Regions from separate parts of the Homo sapiens genome. Here region 1 is linked to region 2. The links are chromatin loops, found by intact Hi-C in ENCODE. Cell type or tissue: K562. All regions are shown on one strand. Each heading gives the region's core, and the rest is flanking DNA. Links, peaks and the distances in the headings are about the cores only. Region 1 overlaps ADRA1B (adrenoceptor alpha 1B). Region 2 overlaps LINC01845 (long intergenic non-protein coding RNA 1845).

What was found. A loop is a pair of places that touch in the nucleus more often than their neighbours do. Peaks named below come from ENCODE experiments on the same cell type or tissue, not always from the same donor. Only the 100,000 strongest peaks of a DNase experiment are listed, where the experiment ranks them.
Region 1: a loop joins it to region 2, with 14 times the contacts of the local background. A loop is called at or near these places in 29 of 110 quality-filtered maps.

The regions. Positions count from the first base shown.
Region 1 is chr5:159,960,449-159,973,009 of GRCh38, forward strand. It overlaps ADRA1B (adrenoceptor alpha 1B), which reads left to right. Exons shown (of 2, transcript NM_000679.4): 2 at 11,431-12,561. The coding sequence ends at 12,044. Among named protein-coding and RNA genes, the nearest start is that of TTC1, 42 kb to the right of the region's middle. In K562, for the core only: a CTCF peak has its summit at 5,306; a DNase peak (open chromatin) is centred at 5,293; H3K27me3 peaks cover 1,460 bases.
Region 2 is chr5:159,438,109-159,450,669 of GRCh38, forward strand. LINC01845 (long intergenic non-protein coding RNA 1845) reads right to left here. Exons shown (of 7, transcript NR_027110.2): 7 at 10,448-11,348. Among named protein-coding and RNA genes, the nearest start is that of LINC01845, 22 kb to the right of the region's middle. RefSeq lists a silencer at 2,196-2,245. In K562, for the core only: CTCF peaks have their summits at 3,456 and 6,574 (motif pointing right); no DNase peak of the experiment used is centred there; H3K27me3 peaks cover 701 bases.

The DNA of each region.
Region 1 (12,561 bases), core at 1,956-9,955, 520 kb after region 2:
TCACCCATGAATCCCAAGATACACACAAAAATAGTTCTTAAAAGTAAAATTGTAATGCGGGCTAAGGCAATACTTCTCACCTCAGGATCTTGTTAAAAAGTAGATTTTGAACTGAACATGGGGACACCTGCCTGTAGTTCCAACTACTCAGGAGGCTGAAGCAGGAGGATCACTTGAACCCAGCAATCAAGGCCAGTCTGGCCTGGGCAACATAGCAAGTTCAGATCCAGCCTGGGCAATACAGAAAGACCCCAGCTCTTAAAAAAAAAAAAAAAAAAAGCAGATTCTGATGCACTGGATCAGAGATTCTGCATTTCTAACCAGCACTCAGGTGCTGCTTATCCATGAACCTCATTTTGCATAGCCAGAGGCTAATGCATTTTGGTTTTATTATTTTTATCACTATTATTCATGCAACACCTGCTGGCTGAGTGCCTTTCACGTGTCAGGCACTGTGCTAGGTAGGCCTTGGGCACAGAGAGAAGAGTCAGACATGAACCCTCTTTTCTAGTCATTCACAGTCTAATCAGAGGAGATGAGAATATAGACCTAAGCAATTGTAATCCAAGGTTCAAAGGGACAAATGCCACATTTTAGTTTCAGAAAAAGTGCTTTGACAATTCAGCATTCCCAGTTAAGGGAGAAATTCCCTAGTGTTTAAGGAAATGAATAAATGCTCCTTTTCCTTATTATTAAACGAGTAAAAACCCACACTTCAAAATTGGATTTTAATTAGAGTCCACCACATACTAGGCATGTGACCTTGTTAACCTCTTAAGCCTTAATTTCCTCCTCTGCAAAATGAAATACATAGTAGCAGGGCTGTTGGAGAATTACAATAGAGAATGTTTGTAAATGTGGTACCTTAATAACTGGTTTTGGAATGGAGTTGTTGCAAAAGGTGGCTGTGGTTATTATTGTTTTCAGCATTTGTTTTAAAACTTAACATGGCTCTATTGGCCCAAAGATATTGTATTCACTGGACAAGTTTATGATCTCATTCCAGGGTTAAGTGGCAAATAAAAATGGAAAAACCTTGAAGGGAATTTCCAAATCCAAGGAAACCTTCTTTTACAAAGCTGGTGCTGACAGAAGCAGCATATTATTGTAAATTTTTCCAGTTTTTACTGGACCAAATTGTTTCAGCTGAGGAGATGTGGTTTGCCTGACGGTGTAGCCAAATGCCCCTAATAAGAGCCACACTGCAAAGGAGTTCCACTCCATTTACAAGAGGATCAAAACAGTTTCTCCACCCACTGACTCCCCTGAGGTCATTGGCTTGTTTGACACTGACTGTGAAATAAATCAAATCAAATTTATAATCCCAGAGTCCCAGAATGTCAGGGCCCAGAGGGATGTTAGAAACCACCCAGCCCATGGCTGGCATTTTGTAGACCAGATAAATGATGCTTTAGGTCCCCACGCCACACTGCAGTCTCTGAGCCTGCTCATTGCCTCATTTCTTCAGCCAATATTGAGTGAAGGCCAATGGATTTAAGAATATGTAAAGTCAGCGCTTTGGGAGGCCGAGGCGAGGTTAGGAGTTCAAGACCAGTCTGGTCAACATGATGAAATCCTGTCTCTATCAAAAAATACAAAAATTAGCCATGCGTGATGACATGCACTATAGTCCCAGCTACTCGGGAAGCTGAAGCAGGAGAATCACTTGAACCTGGGAGGTAGAAGTTGCAGTGAGCCGAGATTGCACCACTGTGCTCCAGCCTGGGCAACAGAGTGAGACCCTGTCTCAAAGAAAAAAGAATATGTAAAGAATAAAAAGATTCCTCCATTTATGCCCCACAGTAAGGAGATAGGGACAGGGGACCACAGGCACATCAGGAACTAACGAGGGGGCTGCTGGGGGCTTAATAACAAAAGATTTCATTTAAAAACTGTCTTTCTCAGGGACCTCAGACTGGTGCTGCCATCTGTCTGAGTGGTGCTGCCATCCGTCTGATTTCATTTCAAACCTCTCAAATCATCAGGTTTCATTTTCATTTCAAATCTCTCAAATCATCTCATTTCATTTTAAACCTGTCTCTCACCTGTGAGGGACCTCGCACTGGTGCTGCCGTCTACCCATTTCTTCATCTGTAAAATAGGGATAATCCCACCCTGCTCAGGGAGCTGTTGTCAGGATTAAATGAAACAGGAGCTAAAAAAGTTGGCGGCACATAACAAGGACCCAATACGCACAGCATCTTTTGGCTTGTTTTTCAGCTTTTTTTTTTTTTTTTTTTGAGACAAGGTCTCGCTCTATTGCCCAGCCTGGAATGCAGTGATGCGATCATAGCTCACTTCAGCCTCAACCTCCTGAGCTCAAGCAATCCTCCCACCTCAGCCTCCCGAGTAGCTGGTCCACAGGTGTGGGGGCCACCACACCTGGCTATTTTTTTTTTTTTTTTTTTTTTTTACTTTTTGGCTTGTTTGGTTTTTAGCTTTTATTTCTTTTTCTTTTCTTTCTTTCTTTCTTTTTCTTTTCTTTTCTTTTTTTTTTTTTTTTTGAAACAACGTCTATGTTGCCCAGGTTGTTCTCAAACTCCTGGACTCGTGCGATCCTCCTGCTTCAGCCTTCCAAAGTCCTAGGATTATAGCCATGAGCCATTGCACCTGGCCTTTTAGCTTTTAGATAACATTCATTGGATTTTCCCCAGTTACAGAAGGAATTTGTGTTCATGGAGAACATTTTGGAAAACACCAAAAAGCACAGAGAAGGAAAATTCACCCATAATTTCCCCACACTCAAAGATAAGCACAGTTGACATTCCAGTACACACCCTCCCAGACCTTTCTATACATGAGCATTATGTTGAGACTTGACAGTGAATAAACAAAAAAAGTATATATATATATATATATATCCACACACATAAGTATGTATATTTTGTTTTCCTGTGAGCTGCATTGTGGTGATTAAGAGCCTCTGTCACAGCTGCCTATATTTAAATTCTAACTCTATTACCTACTAGCTCTGTGGCCTCGGGCAACTTACCTATATCAAATTTGAGTTTCTGTTCCCCTGTGTGTAAGAATCATGGCCCCCCAGGCCAGCCATGCAGGTTGGACACAGTCATCAAGAATTGTTGTAAAGGACAGTATGAATGGTGCCTTCTAGAGCACAGTCATGATGGACTGCCTTGGGAACAGTGGCTGTTGAAGGAGTAACTGGCCCAACAGTGGTTAAGCACTTAGCCCATCGCCTGGCACAGAGTCAGAGCTTGTTAAATGGTAGCTGCTATTCTACAGACATGCCCTGAGGTTTTGATGAGTGGCCCTCAGGTTCACGGAGTGTTGAGACCTCCACTGTTCATTGTTCACTGTTCAGATTTGTTGAATGTCAGCTTAAGGATGACCTGCTGGGGCCATGTCCAGCCAAGAAATGTTTTTCCCTGTGTATATCCTGCTCAATGTGAGCCTTTGACCCTTGCACTTCTCAGTCCCTCTAAATCGCCCTTGGGCACTCAAAGACTAAGTGATGTGGGTGGGCTCACGGCAACATCTGTTCCTCGATTTATCCCTCCTCCCCTCACCACCCCACCCCGGAAAAAAAAGAATAAAATAATAGAAATGCTTCCCACATGTGGTTTCCCAGGGCTGCACCTACATAGCAGGAGAAATTCACTATGGATTTGGGTGGTGTGCAAGATTGAAATGACATCTAGAGATAGCACAAGAAACCGTGAGTCACATATTCAGTCAGTCCATCACTGAGCAAATATCTATTTCAGCACCTACTACGTGTGCCAGGGCCTGGGCTCTCCAGAGACAAAGTGGTTCCCTGTTCACTTCTCTTTCAATCCTTTAGGTTCCTCAGAGAGCAGTGCCTCTCAGTTTAGGGCCAAAATGTCTTCAGCACCTCTCAACCACTGCTAATCTCCCTTTTCGAGAAAGAGGGAGCAGGCCTCATTCACACCACAGTCTGGAGCTATCCAGGAGGTACAAACATTGTTTTGTTTTCATCTTATTTTCTCCACCATGATGTTTTATTTATAGTAAATGATGCAAGTTTTAAAATAGTGATAGAAAGCTTCCTTCAAAAGAATTGAGATACCAAAAACTAATTGACGCAAAGAAAAGCGCTAAGTAAATGGTGGTCCAGGTGGCAGAATGATGAATGCTTAGCAAGCTTTAGACCTGGGATGGGGGAGTCTCAACCCTTTGAGGGTTACTGATCCCCTTGAGACCATGACGACAGCTATGGACCCTAACCAAGAAAATATAGGAATGTTGCCCACAATTTTAGCAGGTTCAGGAACCACGTGGAGACCATAATTCAGCTGGTATTGGAAAGAGCAGTAGGGTAAGTCTCAATGCCCACACAGCACATAGACCTCATCCTCTTCACCACCTTCTTCATCTTGGTAGCAGTGGTACTGGTGGTAACAGCGGTGCTGGCAGTTGTAACAGTAGCAGCGCTCAAAGCAGTCATCATAGCTATACTTATTGAGTGCTTTCAATGTGCCAGGTACTTACCAAGCCTGAGCTCACCTCATCCGTACAGAAAATAATTATTACCCTCCCAATTTTCCAGGAAACCAAGCCTCACCAAACTTAAGGATCTTCTCCAAGGTCGCCCAGCTGAGAATGCCAGGGCTAGGGTTTGAACCCAGATCTACCTACCTGTGATGTCTGAGCAGGTCCTTAACCACTAAACTCCACTGCCTCAATAAATATTTGCTGAAGCAAATGAATGGCAACTTGAACAGGTCGTGGTGGCCACTCTGCCATTCACCAGTTGAGTGACCTTGAGTGAGTCACTCCCCTCACCCTCACTGGCCCTCCATTAAGGAAGGAGGCTTCCCAGGCCTGGCGAGCCATGATTCCAAGAGGCAGGGCAAGGAGCATCAGGAACATTCCATGAGCAAGGGAAGCGGAGGCAGGCTCAGGGCCAGGCTCGGGAACATGCACAGGGGGTTAGTGGCATTGTTAAAGAGCCCAGCGCAGCCCTGACTTCCAGCACAGAGTGTCCAGGCCTTCCAGGAACCCACACTTCCTGTTGTATTTACTCCCCTCACCCAGCAGCTTCACCCACCACACTCTTCTCCAGTGACAGGTCTGTTTGGCTGCCCAGGGGAAACGATCCCTGCCACACATCCTCTTACATGCCTAACAGGCTTAGCATCTTGTTACTTAACGACAGCTTCTTGGTTTCCACCAAGGCAGGCCAGTGCAGCAAACGGGACCCCCCTAATCCCAGCAGCTACTGTGCTGGCAGAGGAAGAAGGAGGAAGGAGGGGGTCGAAAAATTTGTGGCATCTGTGGCAGCCTGGCGGTCCAGTCCCTGACCCACACTGCCCCGCTGTGGTGAAAGTCTAGGGAAGCAGGCACGCCCCAGCAGGGATGGGCAAGGCTTTGGTCTCTGACTTCATGAGGGATCTGAATTTATTTATTTATTTATTTATTTTTTTGACACAGACCAGGCTGTAGAGCAATGGAGCGATCTCAGCTCACTGCAACTTCCACCTCCTGGGTTCAAGCGAGCATTTTGGCTAATTTGTGTATGTTTAGTAAAGACAGGGTTTTACCATGTTGGCGAGGCTGGTCTCAAACTCCTGACCTCAGGTAATCCGCCCTCCTTGGCCTCCCAAAGTGCTGGATTACAGGTGTGAGCCACCATACCCAGCCAGAACTCTGAATTTTAAGGCTGAAAAAGACCCAGCTCACACCACTCAATTAAAGAAAGAAAACAGGCACAAAACTGGAAAGCAGTTCACCCAAAATGATACATGTAGTAAAATAGACCCCAAATATGTTTCCTAAAATTAGATTTCCAGCCCAATCAGGGATTTACAGGGACAATAATTATTATTTAGTTAATTACTATTCATGCAGAGTTGACTGAGTGACAGACACCTGGGATCCAGAGTGCTCATAAGGACTCTACATGTTTTTACCTTGCTTAATCCTCACAACAATCAGAGAGGTCAGTACTATTATTAGCCCATCTTACTGATGAGGAACTAAGGCTTAGGGACAGTATGAAACTGGCCCAAGGTCACATGGCCAGAGCCAGGATTCTATTCCAGGGAGTCCCATTCCAATAAAAAAGGGGACTCCCTGTCAGAAGTCACTGAGGACTTGTTCAGGGTGCAAAGGAGGACAAAATAAAATGAAATGCAAATGGAACAAGAGGGCAAGATCAGTGTTCACCTACCAAACAAGTGAGGATTAAAAAGGCTGAAAGAGCCCAGAGGTGGGGAGTTGTAGGGAAAATGTCAGATTCAGGCACAGTTGATAGGTGGGTAAATTAGTACAACCAGTTCAAAAGGCAATTTGGCTGTCAGGGCTTAAATGTGGAAATGACCCAGTGATTCCTCATGTGAATTTATTGCACAGAAACACCCAAATGTGCATGAAAAAGTGAATGCATGTGGCTTTTCATCACTGCAGTCCGTAATAGCCAAAAATTGGAAATCACCTATAGAGAAGGCATTAAATAAAACTACCATCTATCCAGACAGTAGGATGTAATGCAGCCCTTGTGGGGTGGGGAGAGAAGTGAAATAGCACCACGTACTTTGACAAGGAAATATCTTTTACATACTGTAAGCAAAGAGAGCAATTTGGGGAAAGGTATGTGCAGTATGACCCCATTTTTTTAAATCTGGAAGGATTCCAAATAAAACTGTTAACTCTGATCCCTTCTGCTTAAGTGGAGTATTTTCACTCTAGACTTAACAGATTTTTTGTAATACGTATTTTTTAAATTCAGCATGTATTACTTTTGAAATAAAAAAAATATACAAATCTGGAGGGGAAAAGAAAAGAAATGAAGATATAGCTCCTTTCCAGAAGGAATTTACAATCTGGGTGATGAACTAGGATTCAGCCAGACCTGGGATGGCTTAACATGAAAAAGCAAACAATAAAATAACAAAATATGATCTGCTTGTATGAATTCTATGGGGTACAGAATAAATAAGTCCATCTGAGTTGAGTGGGGCTAATCAGAGCTGAGTTCCTGGAAGAGAATGGGTCAGGATATAAAGTATATTTAGAAAATGGTCACTATTTATTATTTTCAAGATGTCAGACTCTGTGTCAAGTATTTTACATGGATATTTTCATGTGTTCACAGTAACTCTATGACATAGATATTGTCCCCATTTTACAGATGGGAAAATTGAGGCTGAGATGGCTAATTAACTCTTCTAAAGCTGAACAGCCAATAACTCAAGAGAGGTTTCAATACGGGTCTGTGTCATCCCAAGTTCTGGGTTCCAGCCACTTGACCACACTGCCTAATCAGCCAAGGGCAAAGAATGGCCCTTGGCTTCTTCTTCTCAGAGGAATAAACAGTGTAATGAGCCCAAACCCAAAATGTGGCAGTAAATGCCCATGAGAAAAGTTGGCATCACCCCCTCACCTTTGGCTGAACACTTCTCAAGGCCATGGTCCTTGGAGGGTACATTGTAAGAAAACAGAGGCAAAAATCTAGCCCATCATTGTCCCTGACATGGTGCTTCCAGTGTGATGAACGTGAAGAACAACCAAAAAACGTATGCCGCGCAGACATAGGGGGAAAGTAAAATTTATGCCCCCTTCCTAATGCTACATGTGTTCTGTTGAATGGCCTCTTAGCTGCCATGGTGCAACACCACACCCCAAACTCATCTCTGCATTCCCACAGCTTGTCCTCATGCCTAGCACTTAGCAGGAGCTTAGTGTTTGTGGAACGGATGAATGAACGAACAAATGAATGGACATATAGCAAGTTAAATAACTATGACTATCATATACTGGTCTCTTGATCCAAAAAAATGGGACCAACAATAGTACCTTCCTCACTGGTACCTTCCGATTATAATTATTAAATAAGCTAGTGGTGTGAAGAGTTAGCACAGGACCTGCAGAGCACACACACAAGATAAATGCTGGCTATGATGAATCTTAGCTATTAGCATTATTGATATTTTTGTAACCTTTAAAAGAGCCAGTTTCTCAGGTTGCATCCCCATTAATCCATTTATCGCCTATTTCACAACCACCTTCAATGGGGTTGGCACCAAACAAAGTTATAATTTTTTCCTCAACAAACATGCTTTCCTGCTCTAGATCCTGTCCATGGTTTTGCCATGTTGGCCAGGATGGTCTCGAACTCCTGGTCTCAAGCGATCTGCCCACCTTCGCCTTCCAAAGTGCTGGGATTACAGGATCCCACCTCGGGCCATGGCTCCAGCCTCCATCCTGGGCCCTGTGTGTCCTCATGCAAAGTAATGTGCTGCCTGTATACACACTCATCCCTGTGTAATGCACAAGGCTTCGAAACTTTACCTCCCTCACTCTACTTCTTCCCCAAATTTTCTTTTTTGTAGAGACAGGAATCTCACTATGTTGCCCCGGCTGGTCTCAAAATCCTGGTCTCAAGTTATCCTCCTGCCTTGGCATCCCAAAACGCTGGGATTACAGACTTGAACCACCATGTCTGGCCCTCTCCAAAATTTATTCTCCAGTTTCCCATTTTGTCAAGGCCAGTTTCCTATGTTCTTCAGACTCAGTGACAGAAATAAGCCCATCCCTGTGAACAGAGACAACTCCCCACATCAGGGAATACTAGGTGCTCATACACCATAGTTGCATTTCAGCTGGGGCCTTCTGTACAGAGTCTTAATCCAAAAGAGTAGCTCCAATGGTGAGACCCAAATCTAATGGTGTGAGTCTTGTCACAAATCGGGTCACAAAATAGTGCCCTCCCTTGTCTCACCTCGACCAAACCTAGAAAGTAGCCCACTGCCTCATTTCCCCCAACCTAAAAAGAGGTCAGTACTTACACTTGGCACTTACATCCAGGTATGGATAACCCTCTTTCTAAGTTGAACTCCTGGCTGACTTACTCCTGCACCAGGAGCCCAGCCATTGCCCCCCAGCAGCCACTACTGAGTTACTGGGCAGAGAATTAGGAGTCAGGCTCCTGTATTTCTTCTTCTTGATTATTTGAGGTTTGAAACAGGCCAAATCTCAAATAATCAAGAAAGTGAAATGCTACAGAGAAGAAATTCAAGAGCAATCCAAAATCAAAGATGGGAATCCTTGTGGCATCTGTGCCAACCACCTCAGAGATTTCCAGCTACTCTCTAGGTCTTGGTGTCTCCACCTGCAAACTAGTTGGACTTGGCAGTTGCTAAGATCCCTCCCATTCAGATATGCTCTAAGAGTGTTGGCTCTTCTTTTCACAAATAGATTCAGTGATGATCCCAAAGACCAGGCCCTTGGGAAGCTCAGTCTGAGAAGTCAGGAATACAAAATATGCCACAAGCCAAGTGGCAGGGACAGAGACATGGTTAGAAGATACAAAATGTTCTAGAAAGTATTCCATTTTTTAAGATATTTAAATTTGTATATACAAGAGGAAAAATCTGAAAGTATACACACCAAAATATGGTATTTTGGCACTGCAGAGTTTTATATGTGCTTTTAAAATAGTTTCTCTTTTTGCATTTTTATATTTTCTCATCTTTACACAGAGTATTATTAATTGCATTTTTTTAAAAAAAAAACACATTTTTATTCAAATAGAATTTAGTCTAAATCCCAGATATATTACAAGCATGCTGTGTGACCTGGGGCAAGTCATTTAACCTCTCCAAGTTTCAGCTGACTTATATTTAAAATGGAAATTGTTTTTAATTTAATATTGCCATAAAATGTTTTGGGATCTCACATTCAGAGGGGTGAGTTAATCATGTTTCTTATTCATAATGTCTCATCATCATGAGTCTATGCCAGGCCTCTCTCTTATTATATTGATTTATTTCCTTTTATTCCCATTCCCATTTCCCTCTGCCTCCACCCCTAGGCATTCTGTCTTTAACATGTTTTTGTTAATTTGAATGTGTTTTTCCAAAATGCATGTGGTTGTTTGGTGAGCTACTTAAATGGTATTATGTCATAAATCTCATTCTATTTCCTACTTTTTTCACAAAGAACCATGTATTTCAGATCTTTCCACGTGGTCATGCAGACATGTCACCCTGGGCCTCTAAATGCTGCATAATATCTAAGAATGCATCTACCCCATTCTACTTTTCCCAGGGAGGGACATCCAGGTTGTCTCCCACCTCCTGTCACTACAAACAATATTGCCATGAGCCCCCTCATATATGAACCCTTATGGACTTGTGTGAAAATTCATTGAGATCTGTGTCCTGGAGCAAAATGGCTGGGTCACAAGGTGTATGTATACTTAGACCAAGTGCTAGCAGAGTCATCTCCAGGATGTGTGTACAGCCTGTGCCCCCACCAGCCATGAACAAAGCTCCTCGTGTCCCCACACCCCACACCCCTGTGTGAACTTGGAACTATGCAGCTTCCTAATTTTTGCCAGCCTATCAGGTATGTCCCTTTGTGGTTTTCGTTTTCGTTGTTGTTTTTGGAGAGACAGGGACTTGCTCTGACACCCAGGCTGGAGTGCAGTGCCACGATCATAGTTCACTGCAGCCTTGAACTCTTGGGCTCAAGGGATCCTCCTGCCTCAACCTCCCAAGTAGCTAGGACTACAGGCACGCACCAACACGCCTGGTTAATGCTTTCTTTTGTAGAGATGGGGTCCCCCTGTACTGCCCCGGCTGGTCTCAATCCCTTGGGCTCAAGTGATCCTCCTGCCTTGGTCTCCCAAAGTGCTGGGATTACAGGCATGAGCCACTGCACTCAGCCTCTTTGCGGTTTTTATTTGATTGCCTAATATTTTGATTATCTTTTCATATGTTCATTAGCCCTTGCGTTTCCTATTTTGTAAATTTCCTGCTACTTTCCATTGCCCATGTTTCTACTGGGAACACTTTTTCTTGCTGATTTGTAAGAGTTCCTCACATATTCTAAATATCAATCCCTTGACTGTTTTGGTCATTGTAAATATCTTCTCAGATTCTTGCCTCATGATTCGTCCTTTTGAAGTATTGTTTTTCTTCACCCCTAGATCAAAAAAATAGTCTTTTATGTTGTTCTCTTTTACCTTTAAAACGTTACCTTTCACATTTAGGTCTTTAATACACCTTCTGTTTTCCACGGAAACAAGTCGGCATCTACTTCATGACGTTTTGTGAAGGATAAACTAATATCGGGAAAGCACCTAGCACAGTGCCTGACCCAAAAGAGATGTGCAATTGTGGGCGATTATTGTTATCACTTAGATTGAAGGTGGCAAGTGCTGCCAGAGGAAACTATAGGAGCTTAGATGCTGTTTAACTAGATCAAGAAAGGTTTCATGGACAAAGGCGAAGTTATTGAGGCTGGCCCTAAAAATGAATGTAGGATTCATTGATTTTGAAATGCAAAGGGAAGTATTCCGGGCAGAGGAACCGGCTCGGGGAAAGGCCTGGCGGCAGGAACGCTGCAGGTTGACAATGTTGAGGAGAAGCATATTGGGGCGAGAGCTTGACTACTCACAAATTGCTGTCTTTCTGCCCGTGCCCACCCCCCTCCCCACTGCAGGCTCCTTGTTCTCCACCCTGAAGCCCCCCGACGCCGTGTTCAAGGTGGTGTTCTGGCTGGGCTACTTCAACAGCTGCCTCAACCCCATCATCTACCCATGCTCCAGCAAGGAGTTCAAGCGCGCTTTCGTGCGCATCCTCGGGTGCCAGTGCCGCGGCCGCGGCCGCCGCCGACGCCGCCGCCGCCGTCGCCTGGGCGGCTGCGCCTACACCTACCGGCCGTGGACGCGCGGCGGCTCGCTGGAGCGCTCGCAGTCGCGCAAGGACTCGCTGGACGACAGCGGCAGCTGCCTGAGCGGCAGCCAGCGGACCCTGCCCTCGGCCTCGCCGAGCCCGGGCTACCTGGGCCGCGGCGCGCCACCGCCAGTCGAGCTGTGCGCCTTCCCCGAGTGGAAGGCGCCCGGCGCCCTCCTGAGCCTGCCCGCGCCTGAGCCCCCCGGCCGCCGCGGCCGCCACGACTCGGGCCCGCTCTTCACCTTCAAGCTCCTGACCGAGCCCGAGAGCCCCGGGACCGACGGCGGCGCCAGCAACGGAGGCTGCGAGGCCGCGGCCGACGTGGCCAACGGGCAGCCGGGCTTCAAAAGCAACATGCCCCTGGCGCCCGGGCAGTTTTAGGGCCCCCGTGCGCAGCTTTCTTTCCCTGGGGAGGAAAACATCGTGGGGGGGAGGGGAGGGCGGGGCGGAGGGGGGAGGGGAGCGTCCACGCCGGGTAGACGCGCGCCCCAAGGGGAACCGGGGGGAGGGCCGGGGAGAGGGGCAGCTGCTTTTCTGGCAGGGGCATGGGTGCCAGGTACCACGCGGAAAGCCGGGCCGAGCATGCTGAGAGCCTGGGGGACCCGACGCCGCCGGGATTTACCTCTCTCTCTCCCTCTGTGTATATATAAACGAGTCCCTCTCTACTTGTATTTAACCGTGGGTGCACGTGAGTGTGACTGTGCGGTGTGCGTGTGTTCCGCTTGTGTGTGTGCGTGGGGCCGCCCTGTGAGGGCGCGGCGACTGTGCGCCCAGGAGGCAACCGGGGGCGTTGTGTGTGTCGTGACTTCGTACCTCTCAAGCCCCTCCTTGTACTTCACTGAAGGATGGCACTTTGGTGGGGTTGGAAACAAAGTCGACATTAAAGGTCATTTCTCCT
Region 2 (12,561 bases), core at 2,538-10,537:
AACATCGTGACTCTACCCTTGGCCACATCCACCTCTTCTCTTGGCCAGGCCTTTGGCTCTTTCAAGTTGTGACAGCAAAGCCCTGTCTCAGAGCTGGAGCTTGTAAATTTCAGGGCTCCCATCTGGGTCTGGAGGATAGTGGTTTCAGGGAGTGGTTTCTTTATGTGCAAAGAAAACTGCTATTCAAATCCCATCTCACTTCACATTTCAAAACTCTGCTCATAGGCCAGTGTGTGTGCACATCCGTGATTGTCAACAGGCATCCAGGGATGGGGCGGGAAGTGATGCTCCATGGCCACCATAGGTCAGATAGGAACTGGGAGGCTGACATATAATGAATTAGGCGTTGCTTCATTTTCTGATCAGCATCACCTTCAGCTGATGCTCATCTAGCAAGGCTGCCTTTGAGGAAATCTGAGCAGTGTGTAGTAATAACATATTTGAGCACTCATTACAAGCCAGGAACTACATTAAGCATGATATACACACCACCTCACTTAGTGCTCAAACAATGCTATCACAGATTTCATTACCCCTGGTTGAGAGATGGGGAAACCAAGTGGCAAAGTGGGTTGCCCCATGGCTGAGGCAAGATTCGGACCCAGGTCAGACTCTTTAAGTGTACAAATTGAACACCTGTATCTCTGACTACTGTGTGAAAAATAGAATGTAGGAGAGCAAAGACGGATGCAGAGAGACCAGTTAGGAGGCAACTGAAGTAGTCCAGGTAAGACAAAACAGTTGCTTGGACTAAGATGGTACTATGGAAGTAGTAAGAAGTGGGTGAATTCAGAATATAGTTGAAAGAAAGGCAAAACAACAGGGCTTGTCAATGGAGTGGAGGTGAGCCATATGGGAAAGAGATGAATCAAGGATAAGACCTAGACTTTTGGCCTCAGCAACAAAGTACAAGGAGGTGCCGTTTAGTGAGATGGAGTTGTTAAGGGCAGGAGAGAGTTTGGCGGTGGGTGTCCAGAGTTAACTTGGTGGGTCAATTAGACAACCATGTGGAGACATGACCAGGGGAGAGGTGGGGGAAGGAGGTGTGGATTTGTCACCAGTTTATGGATCCAATTTAAAGTCTTGGGGTGGGTGGATGAGATCATCAAATGGAGGATTATAAATAGAAAAATAGCCAAGGGCAGAACTTTGTAGAGCCTAACAATTAAAGGTCAAGTTGAGGAGGGGTAGTGGGCAGAGGAGACTGAGAAGGAATAGCAGCAGGTAGGAGGACAACCAGGTACTGATCAAAGAGGAACCATGTTTTAAGAAGGAGGGGTGATCATCTGCTCACTGGCACAGAAGGTCAAGTAAGACAAGGAGACAGTTGGCCAGTGGCTTTGGCAAAGTATAGCCCATTGTTGACTTTGACATTTCAGGAGGAATGAATGGTTTAGACCTGTCATGTTGGCTGTCCTTGAATTTCTGGGCAAGAATTCCCAAGATTATGGCGCCTAGAGATGGCAGAGCTGACATTCAGACAGTCCCAGGTTTGAACCTCAGATCTGCCAGTAGCTGTGTGACCTTGGGCAGTTACTATCCCTTCTTGAACTTCATTTTCCTCATCTATGCAATGGGAGTGATAATGCTTACAACTTGAGGCAAGGATTGAATGAAATAATAAGTAAAAACATAAAGCAGCAAATACTTAGGAGGTATTAGATATTTTTATTCTTTTTATTTTAAAAATAAAGACAGGATCTCACTCTATCACCCAGGCCGGAGTGCAGTGATATGATCATAGTTCACTGCAGCCTCGACCTCCTGGGCTCAAGTGATCCTCCTGCCTCAGCCACCTGAGTAGCTGGAACTACAGGCATGCACCACCATGCCTGGAGAATTTTTTATTTTTAGTAGAGATGGGGGTCTCACTATGTTGCCCAGGCTGGTCTTGATCTCCTGACCTCAAGTGATCCTCCCGCCTTGGCCTACCAAAGTGCTGAGATTACAGGCATGAGTTACTGTGCCTGGCTTATTATTTTAATTTTTATATATTTTTAAAACCATTGTTAGCACAAGAGTGATACCTATATTTCTGAGAAAAACCAATGACCTAATTTTGAGCAGAGCTTTATTAATGCCAGGGAATCTGACGGAAAATTCTTTGAGGGTTGAGACATTCTTTTCCCTGTGCCACCCCAAATGTCCAGCACCTAAGTAGATTTAATCCAATCAGGTCAATCCCTATTCTGAGCAGTTTTATATTGCTCCCTAGGAAGAGACCTAGATCCCTACCTGGGCTCACAAGACTGGGTAGTCTGGTTCCACCTACCTGTGCTGCCTGGTCACACACCATACTCCCCCGGCGACTCTCAGTTCCCCAACGACGGCACTGTGCTTGGTCCATGCGCTATGGGGCGCTGCACATTCTGTTGCCTCCCCTACACACTTCCTTCCCTGTCCTCTTCCCTGTGTTCATTTCTTCTTGTCTCCTGGGGCAGTGGTTACTTCCCCAGGAAGCCCTTCCTGAACTTCTGGACCAGGTCGATTCCTTTCTTAGAGGCTACCAGAGCCCCTGTTCCTCTCCTTCCTGGCACTTAACATATTTCTGGTCATACATTCTTGGTGCACATCTTAGTTTAACACCTGACTTTATCACTAGACTCTAAGCACATGGGGGCAGGAGCAGACCTGTTTTGCTCACCAGTGTGTGCCTTGTATTGAGCCCAGGGCCTGGTACACAGTAGGAGGGCAACACATAATTGTGGACTGAGTGAGTGAGTGGGTATTTAATGCAATGAATACATGAGCAGATGGCTTTCCCTTTGTAGAGCAAAGCAGGTGTCTCCAAAAGGTTGTTGGAAAGGCAAATATAATACCAAATCCTATTTCATTTACTTTAATTACAATACTAAGGAGTGGAATAAATCTTGCCCTTGAAATGTAATAAAAGCATACTTTAAAATCCCAGCTGTCTTTTTCACTGGCTTATTTTTAAAAATGATAATTTCCTGATAAGCCACAAGTAAGACCACTTAAAATAGATTCCTGACTTGGCTCGGCCACTAACTAGCTGCTGATCATAGACAAGTCACTTACACTCTGCATGTCAGCATTTGCAGTGTATGGTTCTTGTGAGGCTCTGGGTCGATGGCGTGAGAGCCCTTTGATAGCAAGCTCTTATTTATTATCCATTATTCTCAGTCTTATTAATAATAAGAAGGAACAGGCTGCGTGCCAGAGATAGTTGAGTAGATTTGCAGGGCTGGAGGATTGAGGCCACAGAGAAAAATGAAAAGAAATAAGATTGGTTGAGAAATATTTAAGGGGGGGGGGGTTGGGAAATGAAGGGTGGAGGGGACCAGAGACAATAATGGCTGGGGGTTTATGTCTATCAGGCTGAGTAAAAGGTGGGGCTGTTGGTGACCTGAATAAAATCCCTCTCATGGCCAAATTCTTAGAAACTGCACAGGGAAGGAGAGAAAGGAATCAACTCCTTGGCTCACCATGTGGTGGCATAAGAGAGATGCCGAGTGACTCCCAGGTGACCTTGGCTGATCAGAGCTGTGGCTCTGAGGTCGGGGAGGCTGGCAGCTACTGGTGAGGAGGGTGAAGCTGGTGGTGCTTGGTCCACCAGGCAAATTATGCTGCCCAGCGCAACCTGAGCTCCACCACTAGGAGGGGACACAGAAGCCCCCAGGCCTGGGAGAAGGAGCAAAGCCAGCAGGACAGGGAGGGGAGGGGTGTGGAATCCAGGCCTTCAGGGCTGGGCAGAAAATGGAAAAAATTGGGCAGCCCAGAGGCGATGGGGTCTCGAAGAGCCCAGCCCAGTTAAAGGGCAGCAGCACGTCAGCAACAAGCAGCTTGCGCTGTGTGAGGATGCGGCACCCACCGTCTCTATCTAGCTTTTCCAGAGAGGTTGCGCGTCCTTAGTTTTAAATGTGGAATCATGCCATTTGCAGAAAAACAAAAAGCAACCAAGCAAACAACAACAACAACACCTCTGCAGGCCAAACAGGACAGGTCTGATGACTGTGCCTGGGCTGCTCTTTTGTGATCTCATTTGATGCCCCACTTCGGGGCTCCAGACAGGTCCCTGCCCTCCCCGTTCCGGGGTGGGGATGGAGAAGACCATTTGACTCTGTGGGAAAGGGTCCTGTAAGCTCACCTAACCCATCTTCCATCTTTAAGAAAACCACTAGAAGTGAACAAACATAGAGTAAAATGTCAGCTCGCCGTAGGTGCTATGAATAAAGATAATGCAGGGTCAAGGGGAGAGAGAGTGATGGAAGCATTGATTTTCGGTTGGACGACCAGGAGAGGTCTCTGTATCCTTCCTCCTCCTGCGCTCTCAGCGGCTTAACAAGATTTCACCAGGTTTCCCGGGCTTCATTCATAGGTGCTAATGAGCAGCTGGGGGTTGACTGAGTAGCTACAGTAATCCAAAAGGGCTTCCCTTCCACCCTCTACATCCCTGGCCTTAGAATTAGCCTCAGCCCCAGCAAAGGTAGCAGGTGCAAAGCCAAAATCCTGATTACGAGTAAGTATTTTTGCCTCTACAGCTGGAAGCAGCTGGCCGCTGAGTCTGGGATGGGAGGAGGCTGCATGCTGCAGGACAGCAGCTGGGGGAGGGGAGGAAGCAGGAGCCACCAGCTTCTGGCCATGGTTGTTCATCTCCCGCTCAGCCTTACTCAGAGGGCACTTGACAGACATAAGGGATGTGGTCAGTCAGGGCCGGTCCCGCTGCCTCACATATGTCTTCTCTCACCCAGGTCTCCCTGCCTGAAATCTTATCATCAGACAGTAACTTTCCTGAAAGCTGCAGTGGCATCTCTAAATCTCTTCTTTTCCAAGACAGAAAACTGTGGGAGTTGTAATGCTTCCCATCTCAAAGAGAAAAAGAGTTCTCACTGTGAGCTGTAAGGCCATCTGTGATATGCAGCCCCAACTCACTGGGATGGCTACATAATTTTGGGGGCCCAGTGCAAAATGACAAATTGGCCTGCAGCATTATTGCCATCTCCCTGAGCACAGAGATTTCTGTCTTTTTGTTTTGGCTTGATGATGGCTCTATCTTCAGTGCCTGGCACCTGATAGAGGCTTACTATTTTGTTGTTAGTGTTGAATAAAAGCATAGTGTTTGAGTCATGATGTGGATGTATTGGTAGGACTTCTTTCAACATTTATTAAGTTTTTTTGGCATTGGGCTAAGGAAGTGGGGTTTCAGCCCTGGCTTCACAGGGGAATTGCTCCAGCAATTCTTAAAAATCCCAATGCCAGGCTTTACTTTGGACTAGTTATGTCAGAATCTAGTGGGGGTGTGTGAGGGGCCGTCAGCATTTTCAAGCTCCCCAGCTGATTTCAATGTGCAGCCAAGTTTGAGGACCGGTGCGCTGGCTCAACCGCACTTGCTCTCAGTGGCTGTTGTGTATTGTTAGGCAGCTTGTTAACTGCTCAGAAGGTCCAGGGCCATTTTCAGATTTTCCAGATTGTTAAATTTGAGAAGGAGGGTCTGTCCTGTTAATAAGCTTGCCAGGGAATTTTGCTTATACCAAAGTTTGCAAACCTAAACTGTTCTCAATCCTATTCATTTTACAGACAGGAAAAAAGAGACAGAGAGAGGTTAAGTAGTTTGCCCACGGTAACAAAGTAGGTAACTGGCAGAACCAGGATTTGAACCTAAGGCTTCTGAGCTTACCTAGTAGCTTCTCTGCTTTTTCTTTTTGTTTTTGTTTTTTTAAGATGGAGCCTCGCTCTGTCACCCAGGCTGGAGTGCCGTGGTGCGATCTCAGCTCACTGCAACCTCTGCCTCCCGGGTTCAAGCGATTCTCCTACCTCAGCCTCCTGAGTAGCTGGGATTACAGGTGCGCGCCACCACACCCGGCTAATTTTTGTATTTTTAGTAGCAATGGTGTTTCACCATGTTGATCAGGCTGGTCTCCAACTCCTGACCTCATGATGTGCCTGCCTCGGCCTCCTAAAGTGCTGGGATTACAGGCGTGAGCCACTGTGCCTGGCGCTTCTCTGCTTTTTCTTTGTGATAAAAATCTAAGTGTGCTCCAGGAGTTGGTTGTGAAAATAAAATAAAGATAAGGTTAGGTGCAGTGGTTCATGCCTGTAATCCCAGCACTTTGGGAGACCAAGGTGGGAGGATCACTTGAGCTCAGGAGTTTGAGACCAGCCCAGGCAACATAACCTAGTAAGACCCCACCCCCATCTCTACAAATAATAAAAAAGATAAGATTAAGAGGATATGCATGTTATATTGTATATTTTGAAGATGGAGAAGTTGGTATTTCTACTCCATGGTGAGGAAACAGGTCCAGCCTGGGGGACTAACTCCCACTCCCAGGGTCTTTGGGGCTTTAAGAGGCAGAGCTGGGATTGCAGATGTGGGCCATTTTCTCCAGACTCTTAGGTTTTGCAGGTGAATCATTCAACACCTAGGGCATCCCAGAATCCATGTTGATTGGTGCCTAATAGGCCTGTAACCAATGATGAGAAAGTGAGTGGCGGGAAGGCTGGCTAGGTGAGTGAGTGAACCAGTGAGTGTGAAGGAGTCATTTGTCTATTTCATGGATTCTTTCTATTTTTCAAGTAGAGTTGGATCACTAGAGGGCAATATCGGCCAAGAGAAAGAAGAATTCTTCACCACCGTTTCTAGGACTGGTGAAGGTAAGACATCTGTGTCTGTGGATTTAAACCAAAAAGGGAGACTCTAATTTACAGAGCAGTTAAAGTGAGCTTTGCTTTCCCCTGGGCTTTCAGGCTGATGAGAACCTTTCTCAAGCCCCATTAACACGTACAGCCACTCCAGACCTTTCTAGACTTAAAACCAACAGGGCAAACGGGAGAGGAGGGAAATCTTGGTTGGCCTGAAAAGTGGATGTTTATAGATAATAGGAGGTTTTAGAAAAAGACATTTTGTAGCTTCTCAGACTTTTACAACATTGATGGGAGTTAATGTTTCGAGAAATGGTATTATGATGAAGTTGTATGCTGAATTAATTTTCCATAAATAAGACCATACATTTCCACAGATTGCTTTGCCTGCTGTATAATGAGAGTGTGTGCTCTTGCTGGATGAGCATTCTCTCCCCTTCCTCCACCTACCGCCTCTTCTCTCCATGAGCCCTAGAGTAAAAGTGATCTGGGTATGTCTCCACTGGTTGTAAGGCCTTGAGTAAGTCACTTAATTCTTCTGAATCTCAGGGTCATCAATGGTGACATTGCAAGTTTGTCCTGAGGTTTAAACACAGAACATGTGGGTCTCCTTGGAACTCCTTTCAAGCTTCTGTTTCTTTGTCTTCTCTTCTCTGCTGTTCCATTAAGCACCAAAAGTTCTGATGTCAAAAGAGCAGCTAAGTCTTTACTGAGAATTCACCAGTTGCCCCTCCCTGGGGCCATCACTAACCCCAAGATGTGCATTTTGGAAGCTATCTGAATTGGAGGGGGCCCCTAAGGAATGAATTTCAAGTGAAAGCCTTTCAGACTCAGCACCTACTCAGTGCTAATAATCATTACTCCTATTAAGGACATACGATGTGCTAAGCATTGTGCTGAAGGTTTTGTAGGCATTACCTCCCTTAATCCTTGCCACAAACCTTATGAGGTAGGTGTTTTGTTACATCTTTTTTACAGATGGGGAAACTGAGGATCAGAGAACTTAAGTAACCTAGCCAAGGTCACACAGCTATTAAGTGGCAAAGCTGGAGTCAATCCCAGGTCTGATTCCAACCCTTATGGTCAAGAAGGGGGCTAGGAATAACATATGTGTATCATTCACCCCATGCCAGGGTGACTTCCATAGAAAGGTTGTATGTCCAGGATACCAGAAGGAAGAGGAGGCCACACACGATAGAAACACCTGGAGACACTTCCCAGAAGTGGGGTCATTTGAGCAGGGCCCTGAGGATTAGTCTGGGTTCTGGCAGACAGAGATGAGGAGGGAAGAGAGTATTAGAGGAAAGACCAAATGCAAAGACAAGGAGACTGGAGAGCATGGCATTTGTTTTGGGGATGTGGATGTATCCAGTAATGTGCCACCATATGAGCGGGTGCTACCTATCATTATTTGCATTTTACACATTAGGAAAATGAGGCACAGAGAGGGTAACTGATTTGGCCAAGGTCACACAGCTAAGTGGCAGGGCTGGAATTTAAACTGCCATCTCTCTGACTCCACTTCCACAGGGTAGAGAGCACATATGGATCTCAATTCAGTCACAACTAAGAGAAAGGCTTTAGTACCTGCGGCTTCTCGGAGGATCCCAGGGCCAGCAGCCCAGCCATGCCAGAGGTTTGCACATCAATATGCCCCTGACCTGGAAATGTAGCGGGGAGAATAGTGGGGACAGGACAATGTTCAAGTTCTAAGACACCAACAGTAAGAATCTACCTTTGCGCCACACCCAGCTTTCTTCTCACTCCCGCCTTGGGATCAGATTACTCTCTTGCATTCTTTTACATTTCATAAAAACTGTTCATTAACCATGTGCCAGACCCTTAAACAATACTGAGGCAGAAGGTTGGTTTAGAAACCTGTGGGAGGTCATGTAGTGAGCAAGTGGTAGATGGAGGATTCATTCCCAGCCTGGGCTGCTCACTGCTGTGCTATTCCCCTCTCTTGGGGAAAAGAGCAGGGGACAGATGAAGAGATGGGCTCTTGTGAAGCCCATCCTGTTTCTCCTAATGGCCCCACAAGGCAGCTGGTTATAGGTGAGGCTCAGGAGCTCTGAATGGTTTACCAGGGCTGGTGGAATCAACACAGGAGTCCAGATCCTGACCCTTCATGCTGCGCCACGTCCACCTGCCCTCAGAGTCTCCAGGCCACCACCTCTCCTCCAGTCTGTCCCCAGGCAGCAGTTGCTGGTGGACCCTGGGTGTCTCCAACACCACCACAGCCAAGGTCCTGGCCTCAGGCTCTTGTTAACCTGAGAACTTCTGCCTGCAGGGGGCAGGGACCCCAGGCCCCTGGTAGTTCTGTTTATGTGGGTTTTGGAATCAATGGAGTCATGGCTGGTTTCATTCTATGGCCAGAAACTGCCTTGGTCCTAGAGGGACATTTATAGGGCCCCAGGCAATATCCACAGATGGACCAGATGCTGATGTTGGCATACACACAGAAATCCTGTTTGGAGAAAAGTAAGGTATAAAGGGCACCAGAGGGGATCCCCTGCCATGGAATTAAGGGGAATCACCAAGGTAGTGATGAGAGTGGAGACTCATCTCCATGTGTTTGTGGAGGAAAGAAGGGAGTATGTGCATTTATTCATTCATTCATTTATACATATTATTCACTCAACAGACACAGGTGGGGAGCCTATTATGTACCAAGGAATGTGCTAGGCATCAGAGAAATAGCGGGGTACAGAACAGAGTGAATCCTTACCCTCACAGAGCCCCCTCACTATACTGGTGATGACAGGCATTGGGGAAGGGGAACAGCTGATGAGCACATAAATCAAATACCTAAGTTAGGTGATGGGGGAAAGTGACATGGATGGAAACAAACCAGGGAAGGGGCTGGGAGGTCTGGTGGGTGGGATTTGTTTGGAATGGATCATCATCCTCACTCCAAAAGGAGCTAGAATTTGGTTCTTTATCTCGTAAACAAATGGGTCTTAATTTAGAGAATCCAGATTCACTCCTCAGGGGTAAACTGCAGGCAAAGCTCCAATACCTCAGCGGGGAATGCTTGGAGCCAAAATGACATGAGAGTGAAGTTTCTCTTGGCTCCTCACAGCATCAGTGAACTCTCAGCTGATGGGGTAAGGGAGGTGGTTTGCACCCAGAAGCCCGGGCCCATTCTCATAAGGTGGGGATGGCAGTAGCACTTCCAGGAGAAGGTGTCGGTGAAGACCAGAATGTTCTGGTGTCCTATCACACAGTAGGGTGACTACGTCAACAGTAAGGTGTTTTATATGTCAAAATAGCTAGAAGTGAGAATTTTGAATGTTCCCACTACAAAGAAGTGGTAGATGCTGGCAGAGATGGGTACACTAATTACCCTGAGCTGATTATTACACAATGCATACATGTACCAAAACATCACACTGTATGTACCCCATAAATATGCACAATCGTTATGCATCAATTTCTTAAACAGACCAAAATGAATATGTGTCCCTGTGCCACGGGTTGCCTGTAGAGGTGCAGGGCTTCTTGCTGTCTGTTATGGAAGCAGTCGGGCCTTTTCCCGACTCCCAGTGAGATGGCCAGGAGATCTGGGGCTCAGTTTTCCTGAAACAAAGATAAGGACCCAGAGTGTGACTTCAGCTCACCATGTTGTTACACGTTAAAGCGTGGTCTTGGTGCCCGAACTAAATTTGAATCAGCTGCCTTCTATTAGGGCCTCCTTTCGAAGTCTCTGGTGGCCAAAGAAACACAAATTTATGACAGAGTGGCTTTGCTTTGTAAACTTAAGCCCTCAAAAGGGGACTTCACTGGGAATCTCTATTAAGATATTTATGAACTTCATTTTTTAAAAAAATAGTAAATATGATCAGCTTTGAATTATTTGATTTATTTTCATTAATTGCCAGTCATCCAAAAGAATTTATTGAGCACTTGTAGGTACCAGACACTGTTCTAGGCACAGATGTGAGCAAGATACATATGGCCCCTGTTCTAATGTAGCACACAGTGTGGTATTGACACAGAGTAAATGGGTAGTCGTAACATGGGGCTCTGAGAGGGGAAGGAAGCGGGTATCTTAGGAGATACTTAAAGGTCAGGGATGGCTTCATGGAGGAAGGAGTTAGCTGGATGAAGAGTGGTGGGAGCAATGTAGATGCCCAGGTGAGAGTGGGGCCAGCCTGGAGTGGAGAGGGCATTGAGCACACAGCTAGAGTGTCATAACCTGGGGAGGGCGGTTTAGGGAGGTGAAGGAGAGAGATGCTAGGGCTGCCAGAGCAAAGTATCACCGACTGGGTGGTTAAAACAACAGAAATGTATGTTCTCATCATTCTGGAGGCAGGAAGTTTGAGATCCAGGTGTTAGCTGGGTTGGTTTCTCCTGAGGCCTCTCTCCTTGGGTGGTAATGGCCATTTTCCTCTTTGCCTTCACATGGGCTTCCCTCTGTTCGTGTCTGTGTCCTTATCTCCTTTTTGTATAAAGACGTCAGGCATATTGAATTAAGGGCCCCCACACATGACCTCATTTTAACTTAATTACCTCGTTAAAGACTCTATCTACAAATACAGTCATGTTCTGAATTACTGGAGGCTGGGGCTTCAATGTATGAATTTTATGGGACACAATTCAGCCTGTAATGGATGCATAGTCACTGGATCAAGCAAGGCCTTGGAACCATGTTAAGAAACATGGACTTTATCTGGAAGGCAAGGGGGAGTCACTGAAGAGTCTTACACAGAGCGGCGATGCTCATGTTTACATTTGGCAGAGATCTTACAGCAGCGAGGGGAAAATTGGAGAAGGATAGAGTTGGGTTCAGAAGCTATGAGGATGTTGTCTAAGAAAATTCTTGGCAGAGGGAGATTAGGAGGTAGAAACTGCAGAACCTGTGATGGGTCACTCCTGAGGGGCAGAGCAGGGGAGTGTCAAGGTAAGCTGGATTTCTGGTTTGGGCCACTGGGTGCACCATGGAAATCTTCACTGAGAGTCGTGGTCTGGGTGAGGGAAAGGAGGTGAGTCCAACATTAGGGGGGCATGCTGAGTTTCAGGGCCCTTTGGGACATCTGAGTGGGGCAGGTCTCAAGCTCCTGAAATAATTCTGGGTTGGAGATATGGATTTAGGACTCATTAGCTTGGATGGTAGTTGAAGCCATGGGAATGGATGCGGGAGGGGGGCTAGCCATGAGTTTGAATATTCAGAAGGGAGCTGGCAACTCTTCTTACTAATGCTGGAGACGTGTATGTGCCCAGAATGACTAACACCTCCGCTCATATGAAGGCCCAGTTAATCTTCAAGCCCAGGTTTTCCTCTCTGAGGAACCACTGGGGTCCTGGGGTAAGAGAGGATCTTGGGTCTCCTGGGCATTTTCTCCCTTCCCAAGACCTGAGGATGTTTAATCAATTTTTGATAGTTGATGAGTCACTGGATGCCTTCCCAGCTGAGTCAGCGAAGGTACCCCTCCTGGGAAGCACAACCCAGGCAGTTCCAAGTACCGGCCTTGTTTATCAGAGGGATGGGACGAGAGGGTGAGGTGTGACTTCCCAGAGCAGCGAGCTTCAGTGTCTGACTACATGGGGCAAGGAAAGACACCAGTGGACAAAAGGTATTTGCTGGGCTTAAGGGTGCGTGACGCATGTTTTTGGTAGTAGTAGCAGATTTGTCTTTTTAAGATGTCTTTTTTGAGCCACTTTTAAAATAACAACAGCTGACATTTATAGAATCTTCATCAGCTTCCAGACAATGTGCTAAGCATTTTACCTGCATTGTCTCAATTCGTCCTTACAGGGAAGCACTGTGGTTATTCCGATTGTACTAAGGATGTGATAGAAGTCACACGATGTGACTTCTGAGGCTAGGACATGAAAGCGTCTACCTGGCTCTCTCAGTCTGTCTCAGGATGTATGCCAGGGAGCCACAAGCCAACTTGTGAAATGTTTGGTTACCCTGCAGGTGCTGTGCTGGAGAGAGCATGTGGAGAGACACCA